Linked DNA regions of Homo sapiens: region 2 is linked to region 1. A link is a loop called in an ENCODE intact Hi-C map of the cell type or tissue named here. Cell type or tissue: K562. All regions are shown on one strand.

What was found. A loop is a pair of places that touch in the nucleus more often than their neighbours do. Peaks named below come from ENCODE experiments on the same cell type or tissue, not always from the same donor. Only the 100,000 strongest peaks of a DNase experiment are listed, where the experiment ranks them.
Region 2: it touches region 1 in a loop (18-fold over the local background); 2 of 110 quality-filtered maps call a loop at or near these places.

Annotation. Positions count from the first base shown.
Region 1 is chr4:123,347,960-123,352,959 of GRCh38, forward strand. It overlaps LOC124900774 (a long non-coding RNA gene), which reads right to left and starts at 3,262. Exons shown (of 2, transcript XR_007058263.1): 1 at 2,255-3,262; 2 at 1,195-1,758. RefSeq lists enhancers at 2,061-2,591, 3,503-4,004. In K562, a CTCF peak has its summit at 2,412; DNase peaks (open chromatin) are centred at 1,582 and 2,352.
Region 2 is chr4:124,319,380-124,324,379 of GRCh38, forward strand. No RefSeq gene overlaps it. Among named protein-coding and RNA genes, the nearest start is that of LINC02516, 240 kb to the right of the region's middle. In K562, a CTCF peak has its summit at 3,047 (motif pointing left); no DNase peak of the experiment used is centred here.

The DNA of each region.
Region 1 (5,000 bases):
TCTGAGACCAGCCTGGGCAACATAGTGAGACCTCGTCTGTACAAAAATGAAATAAAAATTTAGCCCGGTGTGGTGGTGTGTGCCTATAGTCCCAGCTACTCAAGAAGCTAAGATGAGAGGATCAACTTGAGCCCAGGAGTTCCAGGCTGCAGTGAGCAATGACCATGCCACTGCATTCCTGTCTGGGTGACAGAGTGAAACCTTGTCTCAAAAAAAAAAAAAAAAAAAAGATAGGAAAAAAAACTTGATTTGATTGTGCCTTCAGAGGTTATCAGATTCAAAACAACTGATTTCCATTAGGAAACATCACACAAGTTTGATGTATAAACTAGAATGTGATGATTGCTCTCTAGTAAGAATAGACACGTCATGGGCAGCCATACGGTCATAGTGGCTAATCAGTACACTCTCTTCATGGGAAAGCTGCATAGGAAGCCAGAAATTATCATCATAAGGCTGTTTCATGAGCAAGAAATCTGAGCAAGGGAATTTCATTGGATAGTGGTGTTCACTAGAGCCATAGACTTTCCAAATAGAATAATAACTACCCTGGCGGGTCCACACATACTTGTCTCCTGAAGATGCACTGTATAGTCTTCCTAAGTGAGACCCACTTTCACTACATTTTGAAGACTGTTCCTATTGGGAAGGAAGAAAGAAGGGTTCCAAACCAGGTTCCAGGCCTGATTTCATGCTCTAGTTGTCAGGGTTACACTTGGTTATTATCTGGATCATCTAGACTTGATGCTTCCTATCTCCAAGAGGGTGCTTTCTGCAGACGGCTAATCGCAAATACCCTATGGCTCTCAGACAGTATGTCCATATATTTGGGCAACCTTATTTCCCTCCATGCGTCCTGACTATTCTATGGTCCCGTTTGGCTGTCCGGACTGGTCTGTCTTTGGTTAGAGGCATGCAGAGAGAAGGGAGAATGTAAGGATAATGCCCCTTACAGATTCGCCATTTAAGAATTTCTCTATACAAATAACTTTCTTCCCCAGTCTGGTCTGCTTCTTGTGTTAATTCAAGGCAATTGAAGCCAGCAAATACAGAAATACTCATTTGCTAAGCTCCTATTATGTCTAAAACAATATGTTTAGCACTGTTGAGCAATTTGAAACAGAAAGACAGGAATTCTGACCCATGTTTCAGAGTTATGCCTCTCATGAGCCGTGCAAGGTCCACATACATTTGTATCTTGCCACAAGGTCAGACTTTTATTGATACTGTTTCAATCACAAAAACCATGAGCTCAATGGAGTTCCCAAGAAAGAGGTTCTCCTCAGAACTTCCCATTCACTCGGTAGTGAGAATAGCGGGCACACAGGCTCAAGCCACTCCACAAGTCAGTTAATACTGAAAACCATATGTAATAGAATACGTGGTCACTATATACATGTTAAACATTCCACAGCTCACAAAGTAACATTTAACATCAAGAGAAAAGGGAGAGAAAAAAGAGTTAATGAACCATTGCAGGGAGAACAACGAAGACAAAAAGAATCTCCTGGCTTGGCCTGGGCAGTCCCTCAGTCTCGCAAGGAAGAGTCTTTGATGTGGGCAGAGCCTTTGTAGGCAGATGCCAGGTGCTTATCGCAACTGATAGCAGGACTGCGTCAGTTGTGTTGAGCTGCTGAAGCCTTACTCTTTTTATGGCCACAGAGTCCTCTGGTGAGGACTGATAGTGGAAGAATGTGCTTGTTTGTATCCTTATCTGGTTGGATGTAGTCATTATTTGTTAAGCAAAATATCTTGTCCCTGTTGGCAAAAAGTGTCATATGAAGTATAAGATACAGTTTTTTTTTTCTAAGATGGAGTTACTTATGTCAAGGATGCTCTATACCATGCCCATTTACTGAGCTTACCAAATAGTTCTCAAAACATCTCTGAGTGTGCACCAATTTTATTCGCACCATGGAATTGAAACTGCTTCCCCCATCTGCTTCATCCCGTTTCTCTGGTACCTTTACTGTCACAGTCTTATTCTGTTTCTCTCCTAGCACTAGACCTAGCTGCTTCTTCAAACTTGAACTTCTATACCCACCCTATCTAAAGCAGTGACCCATAACTCTTCATCTTATTTTGTTTGTTGAAACATTGGTCCTTATCTGAAATCATTTTGCCATTTTATTGTTTAATCTCTGTCTTCTCCATCTAGAAAATTTCAGCTCCATGCCTTGGTCACGATGGTGCTACTGTGTCCTTAATACCTAGAGCAGACTTAGGACCCAGTGGTAGCTCAAGAAATACTCACTGGGAGTGTAGTGACGGAGCAGGGAGAAGTGAGTGAGTCAATGAGTCTGATCTTGTAAGCACCACACCTGAAAGCTTCTGTCAGAGCCTGATTGCAGAACAGCAGGGCGTGCGTATTTCTTTGTTCTACAAGACGACATTTCTAGTAGGTGGTAGCAGGTGGTGCTATTGCTCTGTCAAAAGAGCCACACTCAAAGTCCACGTTATTTCACAGGCCCTAGGAAGTAACTTACTGGCAGAAACAAACAGGTCTTGGTTGACATAGAACTAAGTGGGAAAACAAGTGAGAACTTACCTTTGCTTTGCTCAAGGGCAGAAAGGTTTTAACAGGAAAGAAAGAAGGGACAATGAGTTAGAAATAGGGAATATGGTAGAAGGGGTAATAACAGTGATAAAATAAAAGATTTATAAGTTATCATGGGATGGCCACTCCAAGGACATCACATTCAAGCCTCTACCTTTGCTGTTTGCTACAATGACCCTGAGAAGTGGCCATCTTTTCTCAGTACAAGTTTCCACCATGATGGGGAGTTTCATACAGTGTCACTGATTGCCGCTAATGTTTATCTAGCATCCACTTTGTGTCATCCTGGGCTGCAAGGTGTCCTGCACAGGGTGCACACTGCATTTGCAGCGATGAGGACGTGAATGGCAGCTCCTAGATCTGTGTGGCTGGGTGTCGCCAATGCCATGTGCTACCTAAGTTCACCCACACAACCCATCATGGTAGGCACATGGCAGCAAGTGGCAGGGCTGGGAGTTACACACAAAAAGTTCCTCCCTCAAGTGAACTGACGCCCTGACTTCATATCACAGCTTTTTTAGCCACAATCCTTAAGTGTTCCTACAGCATTTCCTATCTCTTCCGGCCTTTTCTATCTCATTCTCTTGTTTATTTCCATCCCCAAATTTTTAAGCTCTTGTTTTAAAAGTATATATGCTGGCCGGGCGCGGTGGCTCACGCCTGTAATCCCAGCACTTTGGGAGGTCGAGGTGGGCAGATCACCTGAGGTCAGGAGTTCGAGACCAGCCTGCCCAACATGGCGAAACCCTTCTCTACTAAAAACACAAAAAATAAGCCGGGTGTAGTGGTACTTGCCTGTAATCCCAGGTACTCAGGAGGCTGAGGCAGGAGAATCGCTTGAACCTGGGAGGTGGAGGTTGCAGTGAACTGAGATTGCGCCACTGCACTCCAGCCTGGCGACAAGAGCTAAACTCCATCTCAAAAATAAATAAATAAATAAATAAATAAACAAATAATAAACCAAAAACACAAAAAAGTATATATCTGCTTATTGTTTTAACATTCTCCTCCCCTGAATGTAAACTCAGGTGGTAGACCGTGTGCCACCTTACTCACCATCGAATGCCCACTTTATACACAGAAAGTATTCCATGAATATTTCTGGAAAGCCTGAATGCTCCATAGGCATTTGTGGACGGATGCCTCAATAAAATGAGCCCAGGTCTTCCAAGTATTCTTCCTATGACATGGTACCTATCCTGTCATTTTCCTGTATCATCGTTAAAGTATCATCACAGCAGGCTTGTCTCCTCCCCTTTCTGTCCAGGCTGGCGCCCAAGAATTCGTTAGCTGTGGGGCGAGGAGGCGGCTGAATGAGTTAACAAACTGCCCTTCCAGTCGCTTTGGATTTTGCCTGGACTCCAGCTCCGTGGGGTGCTAGTTAATGTTTAGTGAGCGGCTCTCTTCACTCCCACCCGCAAAGCAGGGCTGTGTCGTGCTGCCATCTCCGCGGCGTAAATACTCCCGCCGTGGCTGATTTCAAGGTACCCAAGGGAGGTCGCTGGCCGGGGTTGGGGAGAGCCTCTGACTGTCACAGAGCCTGCTCCAGCCCCACCCGTCCCCATAGACAACAGCCTCCCGTGTTCCCTGAGAAACAGCACCTGGCAGAACCCATGCGTCTGCCCCATGCCCACCCTGAGCTTCCCTATAAATCCAGAGTTTAAAAAAAAAAAAAAAAAAAAAAAAAAAAAAAAAACACACACAGAAATAAGGGGAGTGGGAAGGGAAGAAGAGGGGACTAAATTTCTTGTAGGTCTACTGCCTGCTTCTCATTAGGCCTTTGGGCACATGGACACGTGCCTACTTTCATGGCTTCCCCGAAACACGTCAGCTTATTACAATTACTTGTTTTCTTCCTCTGGCCAAAATCAGTGGGGAAAAAGGAAGTCGTTCTTTTGTTGCTGTTTTGGTTTCTTTTATTTCACTACATTCATTTCTTTTCTTCCCGCAGCTCCCACAACAGGTGGCATGACTTAAAAAGACATAATTCAGTATCATGCCCTTCAGTGAGCGTGTGGTGTCCCACACAGAAAGCTGGGATGTCCTCAGAGTACCAGGTTTGTGGGAGATTTTTGTTTGTTTGTTTTTTAGAGTATGCTTCAGAAGTGTAATTTATTTACCATGTTTTTATTTGGGTCAGTGGGAAAGGGCTAGCAATTAGTTATTTTGGCAAAGGTTCAGTTATGCCTCAAAAAGGAACACAGACTTAACATGTTATATAATCACTCTTAAACCACCTCTGGGAAGTTCTCCAAGCCCTGTGTGTCAGTCTCCATTGTGCTTGTCTGGACACAACCTCTACAAGAATTTCTATTTTATAAAGCAGGGTGGGGAAATGCCCAGAGACAGAGCTGAGTCCAATTGCAAGGTGACTTGTTATGGGGGAGCTAAAGGGAAGAGGTTATCTTATCCTGAAATCTACCACATTAGTCTGTAGGTAAGC
Region 2 (5,000 bases), 970 kb after region 1:
AATAGATAAATAGATAAAAAAATATGATATACACACGATGTATTATCCAGCCATAAAAAGAAGGCGATCTTGTCATTCGTGACAACAAGGATGAAACTACAGGGCATTAAGTGAAATAAGTCACACACAGAAAGACAAACATTACCTAATTTCATATGTGTAATCTAAAAAAGTCAAATTTAGAAGCAGAAAGTAGAATAATAACTGTCAAGGGTTAGAGGTTGGGGAAAATGGACACATGTTTATCAAAGGGCAGAAAATTTCAGTTATGCAGGATGAATAAATTCTGGAGATCTAATGTGCAGTATTGTGATTATAGTTGATAGTGTATTGTATGCTTGAAATTTGCTAAGGTTAAGTGTTCTTACCACACACAAAAGATAACTGTGAAGTGATGGCTATTTTAATTAGCTAGATTTTTGGCAACTTTGTCAAAGATCAGTTGACTGTAAATGTGTAGATTCATTTGTAGGCTTTCTATTCTGTTCTATCCACTTGTATGTCAGTTTTTATGCCAGTACTATACTGTTTTGATTACTGTAGCTTTCTAATACATTTTCAAATCAGGAAGTGTGATGCCTCTACCCTTGTTCTTCTTGGTCAAGCTTGCTTCGACTATTCTAGATAGTTTACGGCTCCATAAGAATTTTATGATGTTTTTTCTATAACTATAAAAAATATTTTCAAAATTTTGATAAGGATTACATTAAATCTGTGGATTGCTTTGGGTATTATGGGCTTTTTAACAATATTAATTCTTCCAATCCACAAAGATGGGACATCTTTCCATTTATTTATATCTTCTTTAATTTCTTTCATCAATGTTTCATTGTTTTACGTGCATAGATCTTTTATCTCCTCAGTTAAGTTTATTCCCAAGTAGTTCATTTTCTTGATGCTATAAATGAGATTATTTTCTTAAATACAATCCTAATCTTAAATATAAAGATTATATTTTTGCCAGTCTTAAATTGTTTTTCACATCAGTCATTGTTAATATACAGAAATGTAAATGTTTTATGTTTATTTTACATTCTCCAACTTTCCTGAAATGTTTATGAGTTCTAACATTTTTTGATGGATGATTTAGGATTTCAGGATTTTCTATATGTAATGTAATGTCATCTGCAGGCAGAGACAATTCTACTTCTTTTCCAATTTGGATGTGTTTTCTTTCTTTTTTCTGATTATTGTTCTGGCAAGCAGGCTTGATGTTTTCGTTAATTGATTCTCCAGAGCTATGTCAGCAAACTATAGCCTGAGGACCAACTTCTGTGTCTGCCTATTTTTGTAAATAAAGTTTTATGAGAACATAGCCAAGCCCATTTGTTTACATATTATGTTTTCATACGATTACAGCAATGTTGATTAGTGGCCCAAAGTTAAGGTATTTACTATCTCTTCCTTTTTGAAAAAATTATGCCAATTCATACTCTACTGCATGTTGTTTGTACATTTCTTGCCACCTCATTCTGTTTAATATAATGGCAGTGACTTGATTTGTCTCATCCCTTGAGCTGAACTATGTAAAAGAAGCACAGTAGAAACACTTAAAACCTAAAAGATGTGGATTAAGGAGCTGTCAACTTCAAGACAATGTCCTGCAGCCCCCAGTACTTACCTGTTGTCTTTTTCATTACATGGAATAGGTGGATGTCGATACATCTCTATGAGCAGGTGTATTTGTATAAGTTAGTCATCTTCTGAATCTCCTATTACAGAACCAGGCCCATTATCAATCATAAGTGTATATTTTTTGACTGCTTCTTATATCTCTTGCTTTCCTTAGTTTTCTTTGTCATGAGGATATTTGATAGCCACATGCTGTGACAACAAAACAACTGGTTAACATAACAAATCCAGTTAAATGTTTGCTTTTTTATATGATGACTGCTATTGAGTTTTAATTTTTTGGCAGAAAAATTTGATTTTATTTTTACCAAATTAATCTGTCTTTTTTCTTTCCCACTGGCAAAAATAGAATCCTTACTCTAGAGTGAGTAATCTTTACTCAATCTTTACTGAATAACTTTCATTTGACCTATGTGTAATCACAGCAGAAGTGCTTTCTCCAGCTGAACTCTTTATTTAAATGACAGGGGTTACGCAGTATATATATGAAAGAGATGAATATCTTCATGCTCCTGCTGAAAGGAGAGAGTGCTTAGCCTGGACCTTCTTCCCACTGCCTATGGAGACCCCACATGGCCGCCTGTGGAATCCCCAGAACTACGTAGGGCACACTTTTAAATCTACTAGAGCTAAGATTTAAATGAAATTAGTAAATTACTCTCTATTGGGGAGTGGCATGTATTTGTATGGTTTAGTGTCTAGAATTACATGCTAAGAAACACTGGCAGGACTTTATTTTAAAAAATAATAAACTGTTTTCAGCTTTGGAAACTTCAAAAAATATTTAAGCACCATTTATCAGAAAAGTCAAACTATTGTTCATCTTCCCATCACTTACAGATATAATCAAGGCATTACATTTTGCAGTACCGAACTTGTTAAAAAGCCATATTTCTAAAAATCCAAGTAACCATTTTGCATATGAAGAGAATACAAAGTTCTGCTGAATGCTAATGTGACCCAGAAATAGCATTACCCTCTCCACATATTGGTTTGGCACATTCTTTTACCTTTAAGTAGAAACAGCAATCAAAGTGCTTGTAGCCATTTCTGAATCTTCTGTCAAAGTTAAAATTGCTTTGTCAATTTCATAAAATGGAAACATTTTATGAAATATTATTTTATTTCTCCTTGGCCTTATCATCATTCTTATATAATAAATATATTACTTGTCCTAATATAATTTATTTAATAATGTATATGTGCCTATAACCATAAGGCAATTCTTAGCAAGGTGTCTGGTTACAGCATATACTCAATAGGTGATCACATTTGTTGTCCTTGTTTGTAATAACTTTAGAGAGCATCAGAAGACTAGAATATGAAAACAAACGGAGCAATACAATATGCTCTACACAAAAGTAATCCTTTGCCATAAAGAGCACATTTTCGTAGACACAAAAATGGAGGTCTACCCTGCCATCTAGTGGATATATTGGGAAATAAAAAAATTTGTTTTTAAGGTTTCAAAGGAAGTTGCATTACATTTCACCAAAATGTTGCATTTTTCTTGAGCAAATAGCATCTGCTCTCTGTATTGCTTTCAGCATATTCTGTGAAGATTTATGCATGAATGAAATAAGATAATTTTCAGAAATCTTGGAAAAAGTGGGACTTGAGGATTACAGAACAGAAGCTAAAAAATTACAGTGCTTAATGAATGTTTTCACATATGGAACATCACAAAGCGAGAGTGAGAGAGGAAGGAGACAAATTGATGCCCGTATCGAGTTGTTTAAAAGAGGGAACAAATAAAAAAGAAACTACTTAGCAAATTTTTAAAGCTTAAAACCAGTCCCCAGGGTTCAAGGAATTATTCTCTAACACATGGAAAGCTTGGCAAAGACGGAAAATATCTTTTGGAAGAAATTTCAGTGTCTGGAAAGAGAAAGAAAAGGGAAGATGAAGAACATGTGATGAAAGAAAGCACAGCATTTATGAAGAATTCGGCAGCTCTGCAGCTGCTGAGAGCGGTGTCTGGCAGTGGCAGTTTTCCTTAACTTCACCTCAGAGCTGTTGGGTTTTGGTGGGAAAGAAAGCATGTTTAAAGAAAAACTTTCAATAAACTGGATGCAAAAAGTTTGCATTACCTTGTTAAAATGAAATACTATCAAAAGACTAATGTAATACCAAGCAAAGTGAATCTCCGGCCAGTTTGATGTCTCTCATGTTTCTGCTTGAGTATATGCATAAGATGTACGTGCCATAGGCCTTGACTTTAAAATGTTTGTGTGATATTGTATAAAAGATGTAGATGATAAACAAAAGAAATTTACAAATACTATTTGAGCTTTCAGAATGATGTGAGACATATTTCTACTAGCGTCCGTTGAAAATGTTCCAATGTGTTTTGCAAAATAATTTTTTAGGAGGAAAACATTGATTAAGACATAGGCTGAACTGTTAAAATTATTAATAAAACTCATCTGTTTGTTAAAAAATTAACAATAACATGGCATTGATTTTATTCAGGATGTCAAAATGTGTTTTTATGATTATGCATGTTTATAGCTTTGTCACACAAGTGACATGAATTCTCGGCAATTAAAAAGGACTTGAATTTCAAGGCACTTTAGGAAGATGATCTGCTCCTCTAGTAGCTCTGCATTTTATCAAGTTATGGTTCTGGAGTAAAGCACTGCAAATTTCAGACCTCCACCTGAAGAAACGGTAGAACCATTTCTTGTTTGTATTGTTTTACAATATTATTACCATGAGACCACAGTAGGGAACTTTACTTTGCCTACCTACCGAAGTGTTATATGTGGATATACAAATTTAAAGAAGCAGAGAAAGATTCTATTACAAAAGAAAAAAATAGTGCATGGAAAAGAAGACTGCCACATCACCCCTCATTACAGCATACAAAGAGTTATTGTGTGAATGTTCAAACTTAGTAACCTCTGCCAGTTGAGCCGCTGGCCTGTCTCTTGGGCAGTTTTTGATGGGCCTGCTAGAGCTATCCTATCAGAAGGAATGAAGAGATTAACAGGAAGAATAGCAGTTTGATATTTTAAAACTTTTGATAGCCAAGTCCATTGTGCTATTCATTCCCAGCATGTTTAGGACACTTTGCAGAATATCAGATAGGAAAATAGTTCCCCTACAGGAAGAGGGAGATCTAAAAGGTAAGGACCCTTAGTTTGGGAACAATATTCTTGGGCTGGCCAGAGGTGAGGGCAGATTGAATTCTGATCTAGCTCATTAGTGATTAGTGCTAGAGTCTTAGAGGGGAAAAAGGGGAGGTTGATAATAAATAGGAATAAAAAATAAAAGTGGAACTATTCACATTGATTTATGAAATGGAGATAATACTTTTTGAGAGCTAACAGACAGCCCCCCACTTTCTCCTATTTATAGCCTTTTGA